Regions from separate parts of the Homo sapiens genome. Here region 2 is linked to region 1. Evidence: chromatin loops called from intact Hi-C (ENCODE). Cell type or tissue: gastrocnemius medialis. All regions are shown on one strand. Each heading gives the region's core, and the rest is flanking DNA. Links, peaks and the distances in the headings are about the cores only. Region 1 has its middle 43 kb from the start of WSPAR. Region 2 has its middle 110 kb from the start of WSPAR.

Region 1 (11,079 bases), core at 5,662-8,161:
TGGGTGTGGAGCTGGTGTGCAGGAAGAGATGCAGGCTGAGAAGGGGAGGTGCTGACATGGCAGGCAGCCACACTCCTAAGACCATTTAGACTCTCACTCTGCCCTGCCTCCCCACCCCGCATTGTACAGGTTAGGAGACTGTGGTTCTGAGAGGGAATGTGTAGGCCAGGGTCACCCAACTGGTAAGGGGTAGGGCCAAGCTCTGGACCCCAACCCTAGGGTGCTGGGCCCTTCACCTTGGTCCTCTCTGGCAGCTGGTGGTGGTGGCCATGCTGAACAGGCTCTTTTTGGATTGGTACTGTGGGTGTGAACTTTTGGCTTGGTTGAGCTCTTTGCTATATTTTGTCTGAACTTGGTTTCACTTTTTTCTTTTCCTTCTTTAAGATGAAAAGATTACGTGATAAGTATATTAATTCTTGATAAGAAATCAGAGTATGAATGATAAAAACTAACATATAGTCCTAATTTTAGACATTTGTGTGTTTGAATATGTGTATGTATACTACATTTAATCCCCATATAATCCCACGAGGTAGGTATTATTTCTCTTTTATACACGAGAACATGGACACCCTTGCCTGAGAACACACAGCTGAACCTAGAACCCAGGCAGGCCAGAGCCTATGCATTTGATTCCTATGCTATGTTGCAAAGGGTCACAGAATATGCCAGCCACCAAAATGCCACTTTGGCATAAGGATTATTTTGAGCTAAAGGCAATTGAGATGAAGCAGATACAAGAAAATTATTTTTCCTCCCCTACAATTGCTTCCATTTATCCTTAAGGAGAAAGTGAAAGTCTCCCTTGAGAATATTCCCTGTCACTCACCAGTCTTACTCTCTCCCCGTCTCACAGAAGCCCACAGTTACACTTTGGTCTGTCTTGTTTCATACCTTTTCCCATGAATTTACACAAACAGTTTCTCTGCCCTCCTCATCTTTGCCTAACACAGGACATACATTTACAAAGGTGTCCCTCCTCCCCTCTCTACCAGGAAGGACAAAGGTTGATCACAAAATACAATTTAGACCTTGATTAGTCAGGAGACTGCACCAGAGGAATCTATGTACCCAAATTTAGTAATTAGTCTTTACCACTTGTTTCCCATATATTTGCCTTCCCACAATTTGCCTCCTTTAGAGACTCAAGGTTTTTTTTCTTTTGTCTTGTCATGTCTCTAAAAATTTATTGTTCTTTGTTAGGATGCTATATACCCCAGAGTTGAAACCACCTCTTTGAGAGTTACTCTTTCCCTGACTTTTTGCCCATGTGTATATGAAATATACATATTGATAAGCTTTTTTTTGTTTTTCTCTTGCTGATCTGTCTTTTGTTACAGCAGTCCTAGCTAAGAACTCACAAAAGTAGAAGGAAAATTATTTTCCTTCCGTATAATTGCTTCCATCTATCCTTATGGAGAAGGTGAAAGTCTCTCTTGAGAACATTGCCTCTCACCCACCAGTCTGACTCTCTCTCTCCCTCTCACAGAGGGCCACAGTTATGCTTTGTTCTGTCTTGTTTCATACCTCTTCGTAAGAATTTACACACACAGGTTTTCGTGTTTTTGAACATAAGTCGTATCATTTGCTACATATTGTTTGCAACTTGTTTGCTTCACTGAACAATAAAATTGTGCCTATAAACCTTATAAAATTAAGAAAAAAGGGAGAGGGCCGGGTGCAGGGGCTCACACCTGTAATCTCAAGGGCAGATCACTTGAGGCCAGGAGTTCGAGACCAGCCTGGCTAACATGGTGAAACCCCGTCTCTACTAAAAATTAAAAAATTAGCCAGGCATGGTGATGTGTGCCTGTAATCCTAGATACTCAGGAGGCTGAGGCACAAGAATTGCTTGAACCGGGAGGTGGAGATTGCAGCAAGCTGAGATGATGCCACTTTATTCCTGCCTGGGTGATGGAGTGAGACTCTGTCTCAAAGGAAAAAAAAAGAAGGGAGAGGGAGAAATGACAATAAACCAAGCTTGCAGCACACCCAGGATTGATCATGAGGTCAGCTTGTTCTCTGACCTCCTGCTTCTTCATAGTTGTTTGGTGCCAATTGACTTAGAATGATGTAGATCCTGTTACAAGAGTGTAGTTCCTCTTAACTGTTCTGCAGACAACAACTTGAACACTATAAAACATTGTTTTCCATTTGAGATATTCTTTCAATGAGATATTCTTTCAATACTGATGTCAGCTGGTGTGAAGAGCCCCACAGGAGCTGACTCATCAAAGTATGCAATTTCCTCATCTGGATGATTCAATCCCCCTTACCCTGACAAATCAATGACTACAATTTTCCAGCCCCTCACCCTCCATAAAAAACCCCTTAAAAACCCCAGCCCAGAACTCCTCAGGGAGATGGATTTGAGGGTCTCCTCCCATCTCCTCACTCAGTGCTCTGTGATCATTAAATTCTTTCTCTGCCACAAACCCTACTGTCTCAGTATATTGGTCTGTTACTGAGCAGCAAACACAGGAACCTGTTGGTCCTATAACAACAATACATTTTGGAGATATTGTCCTGCCAACACCTTACCCTTTTTAACTGTTGCACACTATTCCCTGTGTATTTACTATAGAACGTATGCCAGTAATCATGAAGGTGCAAATTTAAAAAGAAGAAATGCAATTTTTTCACCTGGCAGTTTGGCAAACATTAAAAAGATTGCTATTGTCAAGTGTCAGCAAGGATAAGGGAGAACTCTGCATCCCTGCTGGTGGCAGTGTATGCTGGTACAGCCTTTGAGGGGGCAATTTGGCAGTATCTATTAAAATTTAAATCAAGTACACCATTGTCCCAACCACTCAGCTTTCAAGATCTCTGGCCTAGAGAAATACCTGCATACATGAGCAAAGAGGCATGATATTTGCCGTAGCACTGTAACAGTGCACCATTGAAACAGCCTGTTTTCTTTCTTGGTCTTGTCTGTCAGCTGACTAATAAGTTCCAGAGGCCAGGAGCTGGGTCCTTGGCTGTTTCTCAGCCTCGAAGGGGATGCAGATCTGACTGCATGCCAGGAGATCAGCAAACACTTTCTGGTTTTTTCTTCTTTAATATTCTATCCAGGTTCTGTGTATATAGGTATCAAAACAGAATACTGAAAACAAACAAACAAACAAACAAAACCAAAATAGAACTACTGGGCTTGTAATGAAAGATGGTAGTGCCCCGTCCCCTCACCCCCTGCTCCCATCTCCCGGGTTTCACCTGTTTTCAGTGTTTGAGTTTTTCTTGTATTTTCTCTGTATTTTTATGAAACTTGATGTAACTGCTATGTTTTTATTTTTTTATTTTCCACTTTAGAGATGATCAATTGACTTCCCTTTGTGGAAGGGAAGGCTTTTTTACTGGTATTACCTGCACAGCCTCCCCCATGGCCCCCGCAATCTTCCCCTTCCCCTGGCCTCTTGAGAATGTTAAATCTTCATTTTGGGCTAAGTCAATATTCAATGTTTACATTATTATGACTATGTAGCCATTATTCACAGCGAGCCATATGTAGTACTGTGATTATATTTTTCTTTCTTGTACAACTTTTAATTTTCTCAGAAGTTAATAATTGCCCCATTTCTTTTCATTTGTTTGTTTTATAGGTACCAATTACAAATTATTTCCCAAACTCCATGACAGAACTGAAAATCTCTGAATATTTCAAACACCTCAGGCAGTCTACTTGTTTTATTTGTTTTCTTATTTTTCAGACAGCCCTGCAGAGCCTCCCAGCCCCACCTCTGTCTAGACTGCTGTTCTCTAGCAGGTTTTCAATCTAGAATTTTGTCACCATCAACCAGGGCATTCCCTGGACCCTGGATTCCATTTTTTTCGGATCATGCTTTTTCTTGGATCTTTCTCTTCTTTGGGGGAAAATATTTCTGGTAACTTCCTGAGAAAGGGTGAAAAGGTGGTAAGTGTGTTTGAGACCTTGTTTATCTGAAATGTCTTTATTCTAGCCTCATATTTGATTGACAGTATGGCCGACTCTAGATTGTAAATCATTTTCCCTCAGAAATTTGAAGGCATTGTTCCATTGTCTTCTAGTTTCCATTGTTGTTGAGACATCAGATGCCTTTCAGATTCCAAGGTTTGTATTTGAGCTGCTTATTTTCTTTGGAAGCTTTTAGGATTTTTCTCCATTTCTGTGTTCTGCATTTCATGATTATGTTCCTTGGGATATTTTTGTTTTCTTTTTTAGGTATAATTCATGGTGCCATGCACTTGGAGAATCCATAAAATCTTGAAATACAGTCCCTTTAGTTCTGGAGCAGTGTCTTATATTATTTTTTATAACTGCATCCTCTCTGTTTTATTTTCTTTTTCTGTAACTCATTAGTTGAATGATGGACCTCTTAGATTTATCCTTGAATTTACTTATCTTTCTTATTGTCTACTTTGCCCCTAATTTTAATGGAGATTTTCTCTATTTTTCAAACATTTTATTGATAAAAACATTTCTGCTCTCATATTTTTAATTTCCAAGACCGTTTTTTTTTTTGTGAATGTTCTTTTGTTCGTTTTTGTTTTTTGTTTTGTTTTGTTTTGTAAGAACTGCCAAGCTGTTTTCCCAAGTAGCTGTAGCATTTTGCATTCCCATCAGCAATGAATGAGAGTTCCTGGCACTCCACATCCTCACCAGCATTGGTGCTAATGTTCTGGGTTTTGGCCATTCAAATAGGTGTGTGGTATCTCATTGATTCAATTTGGAATTTCCTTCCTTCCTTCCTTCCTTCCTTCCTTCCTTCCTTCCTTCCTTTCACAGGGTCTAGCTCTGTCACCTAGGCTGGGGTGCAGTGGCACAATCAGGGCTCACTGTAGCCTTGGCCTCCTGGGCTTAAATGATGCTTTTGCCTCAGTCCTCTGAGTAGATGGGACTACAGGCTACTTAAAAAAAAATCTTTTTTTGAGATGAGGTTTCACCATGTTACCCAGGCAGGTGTTGAACTCCTGGTTTCAAATGATCCTCCTGCCTTGGCCTCCCAAAGTGCTGTGATTACAGGCAAGAGCCAAGTAATAACAGTGCTTGGCCAAATTTGTAATTTTTTTTAATGACATATAATGTAGGGCACCTTTTTATATGCTTATTTGGCATAGCTTTGATGAGGTGTCTGTTGAGGTCGTTTGTCCACTTTTCAGTTGAGTTGTTTATTTTCTTATTGTTGAGTGTTAAGTTCCTCCTGTTTTCAGCCCCACCTATGTCTCTGCCTTCTGAGGAAGTTGGTGCTCTCTCAATTCCTGGGTTTTCTGGATTCTGAATGGACTCACTCATGCAAACTGAGGCTTAGGTTTCAGCTCCTTCTGATCTGCTAAGTCAGCTCTTGCGTCTGCTTTTCAGCATCCAAAGTCTTGTTGATATAACTTGTTTTCTACCATGTTCTCTCTTCTTTGTCCTTGTGGGTTTCTGTCACTTTAAGATACTGCTATTTTAGAGGAATTTTTTTGGGAGATGGGGATTGATATCAGTTTGTACTCCCATCGGCGACGTATGAGTGGCCTGTTTCCCCACACCGGTAGCATGTGTTCTCAACCTTTTGGGTTCTTGCCAATATGGTGGGTGAAAAATGATTCTTGTGTCTCTATTTAAGAGCTAAGAAACCATTCTGTTCCCAGGAGCCTCTCTAGCAGACTTGTTCTCCTGAGCAGTGTCTCCTTGGCCAGAATTTTGCTAGTCATCAGCAAAAGGAATGCAACTGCCCTAATTGGTTTAAGGTTAATCCAGCTTCACATCCTGTTGTGGGGCTGGGATACAGGCCAGCCTTCTTGCTGCATGGATGCCTGGACAGCACCAGGGTTCTGTTAGCAAGGGAGATGTGGTTTGTGGTTGTGTGTCTGTGACTGTATTCCTGCTCTACCCACCTGCTAGGGGCCTTGGCCTCCAACCTGTGCCTCCAAGGTCAGGCAAGGCTGCTCTTAGGTGTCCCCATTCTCATGTGGTCAATGCCACTTGGCTGCCTGTGATGAGAGAATGGTTTTTGGTTGTGGAAATAGCCTGTTTGATGATCAGATCTAAGATATTCGTTGTATAAACCAGGTAAGGGAAGAATCTAGGCTTTAGAACTGGGCAGACTGGGTTCAGATCCCCACTCTACCACTTATTAGCTATGTGACTGCTTAACCTCTCTATACCTCAATTTTCTCAGTAGTAAAACTGAGCCAGGAACTTCTATCTCAGTCCTCATCAGGAGACTGAGAGGTTTGTCTATAGCATGTCCAGCCCAGGGCCTGGCACATAGTGAGTACTCAGCAGGGGACCACCCTGACTCAGGTCTTCCACCTTCCAGAGGGCAGGGAGAATTCTACCAGCTCTGCCCTGGGTCATGAACTCATGGGGGATGGTGATGGGGAGGCTCAATTGTCCCTGTGTCCCCAGACTGAGCACATGGCCAAGCTCACAGAAGGAGCTCAGTCTCTTCTTGTTGAGTAAATAAGACAACAGCAATAAATTAGGGCAAAAGCAGCTGCTGCACATCCTAACAGCGTTCGGCATTCTCGGCCATATTGAGGGAGAATTTCCCCAGATACCAATCTGTATCGAATCATTTACACATGCCATGCCTGCTGATGACTCGCGCTGTTTATCTACAGCATCAGCTCCATATTGATTTATCAATGCCCATTTTGCACAAGGATCAATAGCTTAATTGTATCTCGGGCCAACATGGGGAATACAACCTGTTTGCGATGTAGAGAGCAGGCCTGAGTTGAGAGCTGCCAAAGCCTTTGTTTGCTCCTTGTGAGTCTTCCTGCACACAGTGCAGCTTTAATGGCCAGCATCCAAGTCCCGAGTGACCAGCCATCGTCACTGTGCTGGCCGAGGACCGTTACTTCACCCAGAGGTCAGGACCAGGAGGGACCTGGCAGCTGTGTTGGGTGTGTAAAGAGATCTGAGTGGATGAGGAAGAGGGCTTTGCCTGCTCATGGCCAGTCATCTGGTGGGAAGTGTTGGGGGTCTGTAGCTGACCTGGGCTTCTGTCTTGTGACTTATCCCATGGTGGATGTCACCCCATTTAGCTCTGCCTCCTTGGTCATTTCTCTTGCAGATTGAACATCTCGGAGCAGGGATGCGTTTTGTCTTGTCTGTTCCCCCAGGGTCTGCCACATACAGAGTAAGGGCTGGCTGAATGCTTGAGAATAAAACACACTGTTTTCTACTTTTTCTTGTGGCGATTTTATTAATAGCGGGTCTGCGAGAAGGTGGTGAGGCTCGGGCAGTAGGTGGCGCTCTGTCAAAAGTCTGAGATCCAAGCCCAGGCAGGAAAGCCCGTCGCACGCAAGGGCTTCGAGAATCTACCCAACTTCAAAATTAAACAGGAAATGATGATAAAGCGTTTCGTATTTTAAAAATCTTGACATGATATTGAAAAGCTTTATTTTATAAATGTTAGGGAATTTCGATCAATCAAGTAATATAATATCCATTTATTAAGTACCTACTAAGTGCCAGGTACGGTATTAATTAGCGTATTCATTCTGATGGAGCCTTCCTTTTTATGTAACATGTCACCCATCGCCCCCATCTAATATTTCTATATTACTTACCTTTGAGAGGAATACATTGATGAATTGCTCTATTAAAAGAGAATAAAGATATTTAAAGTCTTTAATGGGAGAGGAATCACAAAGGAGTTTTTAAGATTAACTTAGAATTGTATAGAACGTTCAGCACATTATGCTAATTTTTTTTTGGAAGTTGAACAGCTTAGAGGGGAAAAGAATCAGCCTGTTCCCATCTTGTTGCAGAAGCTGGGTAATCTATGTCTCATCAATGTTAACAAATATACCCCCTAATAGCATTTTGTGTTCTTAACAGTGAGAAATGCTTCCCTGGAAAATATTATTAGCACTTATGTTATCTTACAGATTACACTCTTGATCAACGAGGGTCCCAGTAAAAATATAATGGCAGATTGCAGCTGATGGGCTTTCTGTTTTTATGTTAGAGATGTCATTATTTTGCAAAGTTGAAAGTATTTGAAAATGCACACAGGCACATGCATGCATGTGCACACACACACACACACACACACACACACACGCATGCATACATACCCCCTCCCTTCCCCACCCCCTGCCCCACACCTACCAGAGCCCAAGTTGGCTAAGAGCGTGGGGCTGGGACGGGTTGTAGTTTGCAGGTCCCAGACAACTTCCCTTCCATGTTAAGAAAGTTGGGGGAGCAGGCAGAGCATGGAATGGAAATGGTGCTACCTTCCCCAGGATGGTACTGGCCCGGCTCTCACCCTGAGCTCTGCATACTTGCTCACTGGCCATCTTCCAAACTGGGCTGTTGGCTCCATGAGGACAGGGTGCAGCGTGTCTGGTTTCTGCTGTTCCCTCAGCACCCAGCACTGTGCCTGGCACACCTAAAGGCCTCAGTAACCCTGGATGAGCCGAGGTACTAATATTTAATGTACAGGACAAGTGATCAGAGAGGCGGGCTAAATGTCACCCAGGGACCCAGCGAGCAGCTCCCCCACTGCCTGGGCCACCTTTTGAGGTCATGAACAGGATCCCAGGCTCTGGCTGTACTTGAGGGCAGGACTGTGGCCTTGGAAAGCTTACTGTAAGGACGAGCAGATGGCAAGATCTGCCTGGACTGGGACTGAGTGAGCTGGAGACGGCTTCTGGAGGAAGTGGGGCAAGTTATGAAGAAGAGGAGGGAAAAGTCTGAGAGCAAGAATGAGATTAGGGTGTGTGTTGCAGGCCTGAGGATAGGGCAGGGCAGGGAAGAACCTGACTTGATGCGAACCCAGGCTTCCGGGCCCCAAGGGATCTAAGTTCAAGGCTCCACTTTCCATCCCTTTTATCCTTGGAGGAGTGCTTTGGGCTTTTCTCCCCCCAGGAGCCTCTTCTCCTTTCTCAAAGGACCATTTCCCATCTGCAAAGTAGGGCATGCGGTCAGCTGTGTCTCTGCAGACTGTAGTGCTGGCCATCAGGGAGTCTGTGGACATGTTTCCACCTGTGTGTTCACCATGTGTGTCATGAAGTAGCTGCTGCATTTCCCTGAGGGTGGCTGTGTGTGCTGAGCAGGGAGGGAACTCCCCCAAGGAGCTCACAGTCCAGTGGAGGAAACAGAATCGGCTCATGGGATTATGTGGTTCAAGCGCCACTTCAGGAGTCTCATCCTTAAGTCTTTGTGTTCCCAGACCAAGTACACAGCTTGGGCCTCAGCAAGTCCTAATCTCAGTGAATCGAAGAAAAATCATAGGGGTGTTGGGGACTAAGAGTAGGGGCTGGAGCTGAGCCACTTCTTACTAGAAGTATGGGCAGGGTTGATAAACAGGAAGGGGAATGGCATTCTGGGCTGAGGCAGTGGCAAGGACAAAGGCTCAGAGATAGGAAAAGACGACAACGTTAGGAGTGATCCAGGCTGTCTTGCATGGGGTGCAAGAAGAGGGGCCAGTGCCTTTGAGGTCAGATCACAGGGGGCCTGAGAGGCCAGAGCAAGGTGTCTGCACTTGCTCCTTCTCTGTCTCTCTGCTTGGGGATTCTGAGCAGGGTATGTCCAAAAGGGGGTGGCATCCTGTAGGCAGAACTATGGAGCCCTCTGAGGTTGGAGCTGCTCCCCCACCTGGAGGGCTGAGCGGTTGGAGAAGGGATTGGAGGACAAGGGGCTCCAGCCTAAAGCTTGAAGCCAGGGAGGGCTAGCCTCTCACCTTGCAGATGCTGAAAGGGACACTACACCTTATTCTGGAAGGAAAAGCAGTACCTGGGGAGTGTGACGTTGGCTTTCTGGGTTTCCGGCAGGGCCAGGGGCTGCCTTATGGCCTTTCACCCCCTCAGCCGGGGATGGAGCTCAGGCCTCCGGGATCTGTGTGAGTCCAGGACGGGGCAGTCTCTAGGCCCAGGCAGTGTACACAAAGAGGGGAAAGTGAGGACAGATACTGCAGACCCCATGGGTCCCTCACATCCCTGTGGCCCCAGGGTATGGCCTCTGCATCTTCTACAGAGCTGCCAGGGTACGCTTATCCTGATGGGGGCTGTGTTGTAGGAGATGGGCCAGTAAGGGGTGGCAGCCAGTGGGTAGGCTGCCAGGATTTTCTGGGCTCTGGGGAGTGCTGTCCCTGGCTCTTACGGGAGGGAGGCAGGGAAGAGAGGCTATGCTGCTTATGGAGGCTCACGCTCTCTCTCCTTCCTCGGGTGAGAAGCAAGCCCAGGCAGCAGCGCAGCAAGGAGGAAGAAGACCTCAGTGCTGTCTGAACTCTGTGCCCCACTCCCTTGGGGAAAAAGTTGAGTATCCTATTAAATTACAGCTCTGCAGAGCTGTGCATATATTTAAGAGTGAGGCACTAAAGCGTGGAATAGAAGAGTGTGTGTGTGTGATGTGTGTGCACGCCTGTGCTCTGTCTAGCAGTGGGCTTCACTGCAGAGGGTAATTGGATTTGAGGGGTATCATATCTTTAGTTTCCTAAAAATGCTGCAACAAATGACTATAAACAGTTCTGGAAGCCAGAAATCTGAAATCAAGGTGCAGGCAGGGCCGCCACCTCCAGCTGCTGGTGGCTCCTAGTGTCCTTGGGTCATGGCAGCACAACTCCCGTCTCTGCCTCTGTCTTTACACGACTGCCTTCCCCATGTCTCTCTCTGTCCATTTTTTGTCTCTTATAGGGACATTCTCATTGGATTAGGGACCAGCCTAACCCAATATGATCCCGTCTTGGTTTTTACCTCAACTATTAATATATCTGCAAAGACTCTCTTTCCAAAGCAGGTCACATTCTGAGGTTCTGAGTGGACATGACAACCCACCAGAAAGGGGGACCCTTGTCTGTCTGTATCTATAAGTCTCTTTTCTTGAGGTTGTAATCTTCCTGTGAGCCAGTTCACCAAGGTTATCAGAACTAGGCAAGGAGAGGGGCTGGGACTCTTGCCATTTGGTAAGTAGACTTCCACTTCATTTATCTTTAGGATGAGCCCTGCACTCAGCTGGGCCTGGGGTCCCAGAAAGCAGCCCTTGGGGACCAGCCTGTCTTGAGGGCAAATTTCCAGCCTGCCAGAGACAAGTGGGGAGGTGGGTGTGGTGAGCAGCTCTCAGCTGTACAAAGCAAGGAGGGCACTGGGGATCCAGTGCTTCTTCCA
Region 2 (11,079 bases), core at 3,817-6,316, 67 kb after region 1:
TTACAGAGCATCCTCACTGACTATCAGAGGCACAATTCAGCTGGTGGAAAGAGAGGGAACAGAGTTCCAAGGGAGAGCAGCATGACAGGCTTCCTGAAATTTGAGTACCCTCCTGTGCTGTTAAACATCTGTTTGCAGAACATCCTCTTTGATTAAGCCATTTGTCCTCCGTTTAAAGTATGAGGAGCCCCCTTGACCCCATATAAGCTGGTCATAAAAGAATGTTTTAAGAAAAAACTCTCTGAAGTAGAATTCTATTTACAGAAATGGAGTTTGAACACAGTCTCCCTATATAGCACTGGGTGAGGTGAGTGACACTCAAGGGGTCATGCTTGCATTTTGAAAGCAGCCACTTGCCTTTGAGGCACAAAGCATTTTAGCTACAGTAAGTAAATATTAGCCCTGGCTGGCTGGGAGATTGAGGAACAGAGAGGAGAGATGTATATTTTCTTCCTAGCCTCCTCTTCTGACCCAGCAGACCGCTTAATGTGAAGAGGCTGTTTAACAACAAAAGGAATTGTGCTATTGTTGTAAGGAGGAACTTTGAGGTTGCTGGAATGCTCATGAATATCCATGAAACTTATGCATATTCATAGCATGTGGGCGTGATTGACAGTCCACACCTGAAATGTTCCCTGGAGCATCCTCATAAGTCCTTTCAGTCATGATTATGGGCATCGCCCTGACTAGGTGGGCTCTGCAAAGACTGGGCTCCCTTAGGTGGCATTTGCCTGGAGGATCATCTGGGGTACTTGTCTTTCCATTTATGCGGAGCAGGGTGCCCCCCTCCAGGTTGCTCCGAGTCCTGCTTCAGAAAATAAGCAGTTATGGGGCAGCATAGTTGGTACCAGAAGCTAATACCAGTAATTGGTACCAGTAGCCACCCAGCAGCACTCAGGCAGTTCTCAGGGGCAGGGGCACTTCCTATCCTCCATCCGCTCAGCTCTGGGCCGAGGCCCCTGAACGTCGAGCTCAGGAAAGGTTTGTTCCTGTTACTGTGCATCAGCAACCCAGTTTGGGCTGCATTAATAAGAACAAGTTGGCAAGAGGTGGCCAAACCTGTGAATTAGATGCAGAGCTTTCTGCGGGATAGAAGAACAAATAATCAGGACAAAATATACTGTGATAAGGAGGCCTGCCCTTTTGTTTACTGACATGCATCTCTGCTCATGCTATTTAAAAAATGACTATTTCATTTGCAAGGTGATAAAAGAATGAATGGAAATTTACCTATGAGCACCTCTGTAATTGAGTGCCTATCTGCAGGATGAATAGTGGAAGGAAATTATCTACCATGGGCCAACTCTCTGCTTTCCTAGGACTGTGCATTCTATTCTTCCTGTTCAGTGGAGGACGTTGTCTACTCCACCAAATTAACCAAACACAGATAATGTTGTCAAAGAACGACTCCATTAGATTTCACAGACGTCCGACACCAAGACAAAAGCCTCTACCCTCGCAGCATTTCAACTTCAATTTTTTGCTACATGACTCAAAAAATAAATTTGTTTTGCGGGCCAGAGATGATGAGTTTGACAGATTTTTGGAATAGAAAATAAAAGAAAAGTTAGCAGTATTGGCTGGGGTGATTCCAGCAAATTTCATTAGGCGGTATCCCATACATGGGGATGCAGGCAACTTGGTGAACTGGAACCTTCTGATCGGGGGTTGGGGGGTCTGGCCCCAGCCTGACTGTGGTGTTAACTCAGTTTGCACATTCTGCCACATAGAGATGATGACACTGAGATTCACAACAGTGACCCAGAGCTGAGAAGTCTGGCAAGGAACTGAGGGCTGGTGCAGGGCTACACCCACAGTCTCCAAACAGTTCAAACTCAAAATGGTGCTCCAGTAATAGTACCATGGAAGTCTCAGGCATGTTGGGAGAACTGAGCAGAGCAGGGCACAGGACATCCTGGAGGTGGAACAGCTATCTGGGAGAGGAGAGCTTGGAAAAATTCTTCTCCCACAGTGCCACATGTGCTAATTTCAGCACTCATACACACCTTCAGGAAGATTTAAGTGATCATGTGATCTCTTTCTATTTATTTTCTTTTTACTGAAAAGATCATGCAATAACAGGGAATCTTAGGAAACAACCCCATCCTCTCACCACTCTGGATACGATAGTCACATTTCTGCACATTTCTTTTCATATGCACATGTGGTAGCTTGAGTTTTTTGTTCCCTCTTCTCCACCCTCTGGCTGGAGCATGGCACAAACCTTCCTTGTGGGGCATACACCAAGTTGGGATAGCTCAAGGGACTCTTGAGTGATGCAGCTGAAGGAGGGAGTGGAGGCGGAGGCTCTTTCCGGGTAATAGCGCATGGGGTTATGCCTAGGGTGGACTCCTGGCAGAGTAGGGGCATGATTGTCTGGTGCATTTTTGAATGTGGGACCTTCATTGCCTCCCTAGGGGCCTGGCTCTCAAGCTCAATGGGGAAATGGGCTGGGAAATGAGGGGAGGTGGGTGAAGTGGATGAAGGAGTACTGAGTCTGAAGACTGAGGAGGCCAAGAGAGGGATTCTGGGAGGGGCAAGCAGAGGGAATTAAGAAACCAAGGAGGCAGTGGGGTTGGGGCTAAGAGAGAGGTGGCATTAGGAGAAGGTTGCCTGAGGGGCTGTGAAGAGGGTCCCAACATGTGCAGTTCTATTTTTTTTTTTTTTTTTTTTGAGACGGAGTCTCACTCTGTCGCCCAGGCTGGAGTGCAGTGGCACGATTTGGCTCACTGCAAGCTCCGCCTTCCGGGTTCATGCCGTTCTCCTGCCTCAGCCTCCCGAGTAGCTGGGACTACAGGCGCCCGCCACAATGCCCGGCTAATTTTTTGTATTTTTAGTAGAGATGGGGTTTCACCGTGTTAACCAGGATGGTCTCGATCTCCTGACCTCATGATACACCTGCCTCGGCCCAACATGTGCAGTTCTGAGAGTCAGGAAGGGAGTGGAAGCCCCAGCCAAGGAGGGCTCCACACAGGTGACAGTGGGTGACTGGGTCTGGCATAAATGACTTCCCTGCACCCCTTTCTGGGTATCATGCAGATCAGTTAACAAGGAATCAGACTGTTTCATGGCTTGTTCTATTCTGCCCTTTTCAATGTTTAGGGGTCAGAGATATAGTTTTACTCCCTGTGTGTGTGTTTTCAGCCATAGTATACCCACTAGGTTAAGTTCACTTATCCTTGCTTGGTGTGATCCTATAAGGGTTTGCCGGGTTTTCAGTGACTGTACAGTCATTGGCTGTGCTGACTTGCTATGGTGTAGTGGGCACTGCACTATATCAGCCATGCAGTATCGTGGCAGGCCCTGAGGACAATGTGGCCAGGCAAGGCTTTTCTCCAAAGTGCCAGGAGAGACCCAACTTTTCCTTTGGGCCACTGTGGGGAGACTTTGGTCTTGTTGCCTTTATCCAGGATAAGGCCAAGGTCCTTTAGGGCATGGAGAACAGGAACCTTTCCAGGCATTTTGAGCAGAAAGGGATTGAATATAGGGATTTAGAGGCTTATCCAATTGTTGGAGGTGGGATGGGGGAAGCAAAATTCAGAAAGGCTACATTCAGGATTTGGAAATGTAAGCATCTTGTGGGAAGCTAGCTGATGATTTCAACTGCCTCCAGCCTTGAAGCAGGAGATTCGCAGAGGAAACCTGGAGGCCATTGGTGAAACCTCAACTCATTGGCTCATAGCTTCCACCTGAAAATCAGGGCTTCTCTTTCTCTTCTGCCCTCCAAATCTCACATGAGCGCCTCTCATTGGTATACTCTAATTGGAACCCTGCAGATATGGGACTCCTGGGATGTGGAAGAGGGTGTAGAAGAAGGCTCACTGATACCAGGTAGACAACAGACAGTTTGGCATGAGGGTCTTTGTAGCCCCAGTGCCTAGCATAGTGCCTGGCACAAGGTAAGGACTAAATACACAATTTTTGAAGAAATGAAGAGTGGGTGGGAGTACCACTTAGAGGAGCATCCCTACTCCACCCAGAAAGACCATGCTTCTGCCCCCATGTTTCTGCCACTTAGGGTGGGGTGAATAGTGGGTTTGCAGAGGACTTTTTCCCATTTGGGAGGAGAGACGGTCTGGGACTCCAGGAGGTGCTCTTGGACTTGGGGAGATGACAGTTGTGCCTCTTGTATTCCAAGCTTCCTAAGGTGGGGAAACAAAAGCCTGTAGTGGGAGGTATATCCCTGGGGGTTGGGTTGAAGTATAGAGGCGGGGCCCAACTGTGATTTCCCTTCTTCTAGCTTACTGTTGCCTGGCCAGCTCTTACATGCAGACTATAATCTTAGACACCTTAGACACTTGGCATGGAGTTGGAGGAGGTGAGTTTGCTCAGGTATGTGGGTCAATCTGGGGGAGTGTCTCAGGAAGAAAGCTATATTCATTGGTATTCTTGATTGTACACAACAGGCAAACCCCTCAAGCTGAAAAGGTTGTTTGACTCACAAAGTGAGACATTCAGGGGTGCTTGCCTTCAGGTAAGGTCAGATCCAGCAACACAAATGATGGTCTTTCTCTCTCCTCCTTCTCTTGGTTCTGCTCTATCTGATTGTTTGTTCATGTGTGAGTCTAATTCTCCCCTACTACAGGTGGGCTTCCTTCATATAGTCAGGGAAAATGGCTGCTAGCAACTCCAGGCTTACGTGGCCCCAGCTTGGCAGTCAGTGGAAAGCAAGCCTCCTCTCCACACCTATGTATATGCGCCTGGAAATGAGACGCCTTGCTAAGTTGTGTACACCTATACCAGTTACTGTGTTTGGGGAGATGTGGCACTGTAGTTCTTTCAGCTGGGCACAGCTGCCCACCTCTGTGGTGAGAGTCTGGGGCTAGAGGAGGGAAACAGTGACTGGTAGTCCCACAGGACCACAAGGAGAGCAGAAGGGATGGTTCCCCAAAGGAATAAAAGTTGCAGGTACAGCAATCTATTTTCAGAAATAAATAGAACAGGAAGAGGCTTGGGCTGGGATGATGGTGCTCTGTGCAGAGAACAAATGCCGTGTGAGGCCCTCAGTTTGGTCAGCATCATCTTACATGTGTGTAGCTGGGAGTCCAGCCAGGCCCTTTCCCAGCTCTGGTAAGGCTGGCCAGCGCCCTGCAGGCTGACTGGGGATGACGGCGGCTGGACTCCTCCCTGGAGCATTACAAAGGTTCTTGCTTCCTTCAGTGATGTTGTATTTGCCATGAGCTTATTTTCAATGTCATATTTGGTTTTTCCCTGGATACTGTGTCTGAAGATAACGACCTTTCAGCTGCATGGGTTTTATGTTGAAAACACCCCATCCAGGAGTGATCCAAACATTCCCTCTCTCTCCTCTTTCCTTGATTCCTTAGTTCCCATCAACCTCCTCCTTAGGAATTGCAGAATTATGCATCGATTTGGTCAATATTTACTGAAAACCTACGGTGTGCCAGGCCCTGGAGATTAATTGTAAACAAAATCAGTCCAGGCCCTTACAGAGTTTAAAAGTCCACCGGGGAAGTCAAGTGTTCAACCCAAAGACATTACCCAGTTGGTTAACATATTACTTAGCAGCAATGAGCTAAGTGCTCTGAAGGAGAGGCACAGGTGTTCAGATTAGCTCAGGACTGACCTAGTCTGTGGGGCAGGAGGCTCCCTTGAGAAGGGCACAGTAGGCTGAGAGAGGAAGGATGGGCTGGATTTTGGATCTTGATGAGATGAAAGGAGTAGGGAGCAGGGAGGTGTGTTTGCATGCCCAGGCTCTGACCAGAGAGCACAGGGCTGCTGGCTGGAAGGGGCAATGACTGAGGGTCTCCACTTGCCACCTCCAGCTCGCCTGGGAGTATGAACTTGGTTCTGTCCCACTAGAGCCCTCAGTGGAGAGGATCAGAGGAATGGGTACTGTCTGGCTCCCCCATGCCTCCTCTTGTCTCTTCAGCCCCAGATAACTTGGAGGGGAGGAAGGGGTTCCCCTAACTGCACCTGGGCTGAACCCCTCGCATCAAGGCCCTGGCTGGCAGTGGGGCGGGGACACCGCTGTGGTTATGCTCACTGCAGGATGGCCTCCCTAACTGCTTCATGAGGCAGAAAGAAAGGAGGCTAGGCTGTTGTGCAGGTGAGAGATGGTGGCTGCTACAGGAGGCTGAAGCGGCAGAGGTGGTACGGAGCGTCAGATTCAGGATGTGGTTAAGAGGTAAAGCCAACTGGTCTCATGGATGGAATTGGTTTGGGACACGGTGGTGTGGAGAGAGAGAGGAATGAAGGGTGATGGCAAGGCTTGTGGCCTGGGGAGATGGTGGTGCCACTGGCTGAGGTGCAGAAGGCTGGGAAGAAGCTGATTGGGAGGAAATAAACACGTGTTCTTCGGCATTGAGTTTGAGGAGATGCCTGAAAAGCAGTTGGTCTCTGGGTCTGGGCTGGAGACACAGGCATGGAAGCTGTTGGTTCAGAGACAGTGAGCAAAGTCGCAGCAGTGGGCACCAATGTGTGGGGTCAGGATGGACCAGGCCTGGGGCCCGAGGAACAGAAATATCTGGAGGTCGGTGAGAGGAGAAGCAACCAGAAAACGGAGAAACCCGACCAGGTGAAGGCGACAACCTGCCTGCGATAAATCATGCCAGTGCTGCCGGGCTGCAGATGTGTACTTCGAGGACCCCCGGGTGCCAGGGCCTGTCGTGGCAGCGTGATGGATGAAGGCTGCTCCCCACCTCCCCACCTCCCCACCTCCCACCGGTGCCTGCTTCCTGCCACCACCAGGCAGTCCCTCAGGAATAGAGATATAGCTGAGCAGCTTTGCCATGACAGCCTTTTAAAAGTGACTTCTAAAACTTCTTATAATTGTTGACTAAAAGGCACATTGCTCCAAAGGCTCTGTTTGTGGTGGAAGAAGGAAAGTCATTTTAGAAAAAATGTCTGGGGAGGTGAAGCATTCGAGTAAATTGGCCAGGCAGCATTTGTAGCTCCGGGCTTATATTTCAAAAGCCATTAAAAGCCCCTCAAGAAAGGGCTGCGAAGTAGTTATTTTGAGAAAGTTGGTCATTTGCAGGGGGAGGGGAAGGAGAAAATGCCAGCTTGCAGGGCAGTGGGAGGAGGAAGCGGTTGGTCCCTGTTCCCCTTAAGCAAAGCTTGTCCAACCTGTGGCCCAGGATGGCTTTGAATGCAGCCCAACACAAATTCATAAACTTTCTCAAAACATTATGACATTTATGCACCGACCTTTTTTAAAGCTCATCAGCTATCGTTAGTGTTAGTGTGTTTTATGTGTGGCCCAAGACAATTTTTCTTCTTCCAATGTCGCCTATGGAAGCCAAAAGATTGGATACCCCTGCCCTAAACCTTGGTGCAAGACTGCCTCACCAGCCTTGGCCAGGAAGGTGGTTCCTCCCTGTCCCCTCCCTGAGTACTGTCTCTATCCCATCTGCATCTCTTTGCCCTTGCTTTGACTGCCCCCCAATATTTGGAAGGACTGCTTCTCAGCACCAACCTTTCCAAAATAAGCCTGTTTTGTAAACTCCTTTCCCTAAATCATCCTGGACTCTGATAGCTACCTGAATTCCTGCAGCCCATATGGTCTACATGCCCCACACTTTCCTCTGAACTCCTGTTGTCCATGACAACTGCATGGGCTGGGACGCCGCGTGCTGATGTTTCGTGCAGGTCCCTGGCTTTCCTCCAGCAGGCAGGGATGTATGCTGAGAGAGAAGGGTGCTCAGGTGCTGCAGGGGATGAACTGCAGAACATCACCAGGTGCCTTTCCTCCTTGAGAAGTGTGGGGAGTTGGTACATGGCACGTGTCGCATCTCTGTTGTGGCCTTGTTATGTTTTTTGTGGGGCTACTGTAGCAAACACAGGCAGGAGGATAAATAGTGTGGTGCACATGTGTGCAGTCTTTGGCTTTTCTGTGGTTGTCAAGGTGAGGGCAGCTAGGCAAGCTGGGCCAGGAGGGGGAGGCGTTACCAGCTGCAGCCTGGGAGAGAGATGAGATGGGTAAGAATTTGCAGATAGCACACAACCATCTCCTGCTGGGGGCAGGGTAGGAGGAGAGACGTTGTGGCTGCCAGCCACAGGTACCCCATGTCTCTGAGTCTGAGTGGGCTCCCAGGGCCTGCCTCAGAGCCCTGTACCTAGCGTGGGGTTGCAGACAGGTGGACTTCTGGAAGGGCAGAGTGGCTCACCTGTCAGGAGCTCGGAGGTATGGAGATGAGAAGCAGTGTCTGTGGCTTAACCCATCTTCAGTTCTAGAATTTTCCTGAGTCTCTGAGCACCGTGGGATGCTTTAGTGACCTCATAAGTTCTTTTCTGCTGAAACTAGCTTGAATGGGTGCTGGTCACAGTGGGCCATTTTCAGAGTGCCAGACCAGAAAGGTCTGCAGGGATGGCTCACCCCTGGTGTTGACTCCCCCACTAGGTTTCATCTCTGGGCCTGGTGCCCACGGGGTGCTGGGAAGATCCCAGTGTTAGAAGACCTGTGAACATTAGCTTACATGCCCAGGGGAAGAGGGGCACGTGGAACCCAGGGAAGCTGGTGTCTCGCCAGTCAGGGGTGGCTGGCTAGATTCTTTCTCCCTGTCTTCCCTCCTTCTTTCCTTTCCTCCCCACCTCCTTTCCTCTCTACCTTCCTCCCTCTCTCCTCCCCTCTAATTCCTTCCCTTCCCCTCTCTCTCCCTCCCTTCCTCCCTCCCTCCCTCCCTTCCTCCCTCCCTCCCTCCCTTCCTTATCCTCTCCTTCCCTTTCTCTCTCCCTCCCCTGCCTCCATTAATAAATTAATTAATGTGTCCTAGGCCCACCGTAGGAGGCTGGGGATACAATGACTAAGGTCTGTGCCTTCAGGGTGGGGGAGGCAGACAGAACCGACAGCTACTTGGTAGGCATGGGGGTGATGGGTTTGGGGAGTACAGGGCTGTAGGAGCCCACAGAACTGAGCGGGGACGAGAGGCTTTCTAAGATTTCGGTTGTCCCTTGATGTTCTCGGTTATGGCTGGGTATGGCCACCGCAGGATGTCGTGAGGTTGTCTAGGTCAGAGCCCTGTGCATGAGGATTGACTGGGAGAGAAGCGGGAGCCCAGTACCTGTACATGGCGTCCCTTGTTTCTGTTTCAGCTCTCCCTTAGTTAAATGCAGTTTGGTGTCTTTTTTTTTTTTAAGTTTTTTTTTCTAAATCTAGTCTTACAGCTTAGCTAACATAAAACCATGTCCAGGAAACAAATATATGAGAAGAGTTCATTTGTCCACAATGATAAAATCTGGCATTTTTTAAAAAAACTTCCCTGTACAGACCTCCCTCTGAGAATCACAGCTCCCTTCATCCCTCTCACCCTGAGTTTGCTCCTCTGGGAAGCGAGATGGCTGAAGTAGCTGAATTTCAAGGATTATAACATTCCAAACCTCTAGAACCCATCTTCTGGAAACTCAAAATGTATGATTTAAAATTTTATTTTTACTTATTTTTGGCCTGAGGGGAAGAAACCTCAGAAGGAGAAAATCACCTGAGAAAAAGCAAATATGCTGAGCAGTAGGGTCTGGGATGGGCCCGTGCTCACAGATGAGTGGAGGGCCACATAGGATTGGAATGAGCCAAGTTGCACTTGCTTTGGCTCAGCTATAGGTGTTGCTGGACTCTTGTGTGAAGGAAGAGCCTGTGGGCCAGTGTTGTCCTTGCACAATGGTGTGTGTGTGTGTGTTTGTGGGGGTGGGGAGAAGTTTAGCATATCTGGGTTTTCGTGGCTGTGCTCTGGGGCCACGAGGTTGTTTTTAGAGCAGACTGACTTGAGACTTGAAGCAGGAGGTTGGCTGGGTCCCCTGCGGCGGGACTGGTTGACCTCAGGACATGTTTGGGGAGCAAAGCGCTGCTCAGGGTATGAGATGGGTCTTTGAAGCAAGGGGCATTTGATGATGGAAGATGCAGATAAGGTACCCCAGTCCTGGGGAAGGAGGAGGTTGAGTTGGACTCCTACGGAGAACTGAGAAGACTGTAAATTAAAAATGGAATCCTAAGCACCCCCAAAGGACTAAACGGACCCCCTCTTGGCCAAGAGGACCCCAGAGAAATCTGAAAATCTGAGTTATTGGCCATGACGGGAAGGGAAGCTGGACATGCCTGGTTATACCCCCTCTCTTTTGGAGTTTAGGCACAACTGACCAGCATTAATGCTAAAATAGAGATCCTAAGACAGATGGAACAGAGCCTTTGTGGCAATAATGCCAAATTTTAAACAACATCTAAGGCCATGCAAGGCAAGGATTAAGTCAACCCTGCAGGTCATCAGTCTTACTACATAGCATCCTTATCTTAATTCAAAACATTCCTTTCTGCTGACTCCAAATTTTAGACAGAGCCTTGCTCCTTTAACCAACTACAAGTTAAAGAATCCATGAATCCACCTAAACTTGGAAGCCCCTGCTTCAAGACATCCTGCCTTTTCAGGCCAATCAATGTCTACCTTCCATGTATTGATTTATGTCTTTGCCTGTAACTCCTGCCTCCCTAAAATGTATAAAACCAAACTGGAATCTGACTGCCTGGGGTGCCCTTTGTCAGGACCTCTGGGGATTGTATTTTGCCAGGCCATGGTCACTCATATTGGCTCAGAATAAATCTCTTTAAAATATTTTACAGAGTTTGCTTTTTCCATTAACAAGAGGAAGGGTGGTAAAGGGGACTGAGGATTCCTGGGCTCAATGCAGTCTACTCTTCAGTGGAGCCAAGGATGGGCACTGTTCATCTCCAAGATTTCATAACACTTTTTGACTTGGTGAATCTGGCAGTGACACAGACAGGAGGGGGAAACACTTCTACCCAGGGCGATTCCCTGGCAAAGGCCTCACCTTCAAGCCTGGATACCCGAGGCCCTAAATGGGAACAGCCATGCCTGTTTTCATCCCCAAAAAGTTGCCGTTTGGCCCACCATGCCCCCTATCCTGTACCCCATATAAGCCCTGAACCACAGGCTCCAGAGTAGGTGAGGAGATGAGACAAGCAGACAGACAGATGGCAGAACAGCGGAATGACGCGGCAGAGAAAGAAGAGGAGGAATGTCTGAACGCCAAGGGGAGTTTGGTTGGGGGTGGTCGGAGAGGGATTTGGCTGCTGGACAGTCATGCTCCAGGGGAAGATCATCTTCCCAT

What was found. Hi-C counts contacts between places; a loop is a spot of excess contacts. Peaks named below come from ENCODE experiments on the same cell type or tissue, not always from the same donor. Only the 100,000 strongest peaks of a DNase experiment are listed, where the experiment ranks them.
Region 2: a loop joins it to region 1, with 7 times the contacts of the local background. A loop is called at or near these places in 2 of 110 quality-filtered maps.

Annotation. Positions count from the first base shown.
Region 1 is chr5:133,865,494-133,876,572 of GRCh38, reverse strand. No RefSeq gene overlaps it. Among named protein-coding and RNA genes, the nearest start is that of WSPAR, 43 kb to the left of the region's middle. In gastrocnemius medialis, for the core only: CTCF peaks have their summits at 7,013 and 7,214 (motif pointing right); DNase peaks (open chromatin) are centred at 6,812 and 7,222; H3K4me3 peaks cover 632 bases; H3K27ac peaks cover 826 bases.
Region 2 is chr5:133,796,537-133,807,615 of GRCh38, reverse strand. It overlaps a transcript of FSTL4 not described here. Among named protein-coding and RNA genes, the nearest start is that of WSPAR, 110 kb to the left of the region's middle. In gastrocnemius medialis, for the core only: no CTCF peak of the experiment used is centred there; a DNase peak (open chromatin) is centred at 5,045; H3K27ac peaks cover 1,388 bases.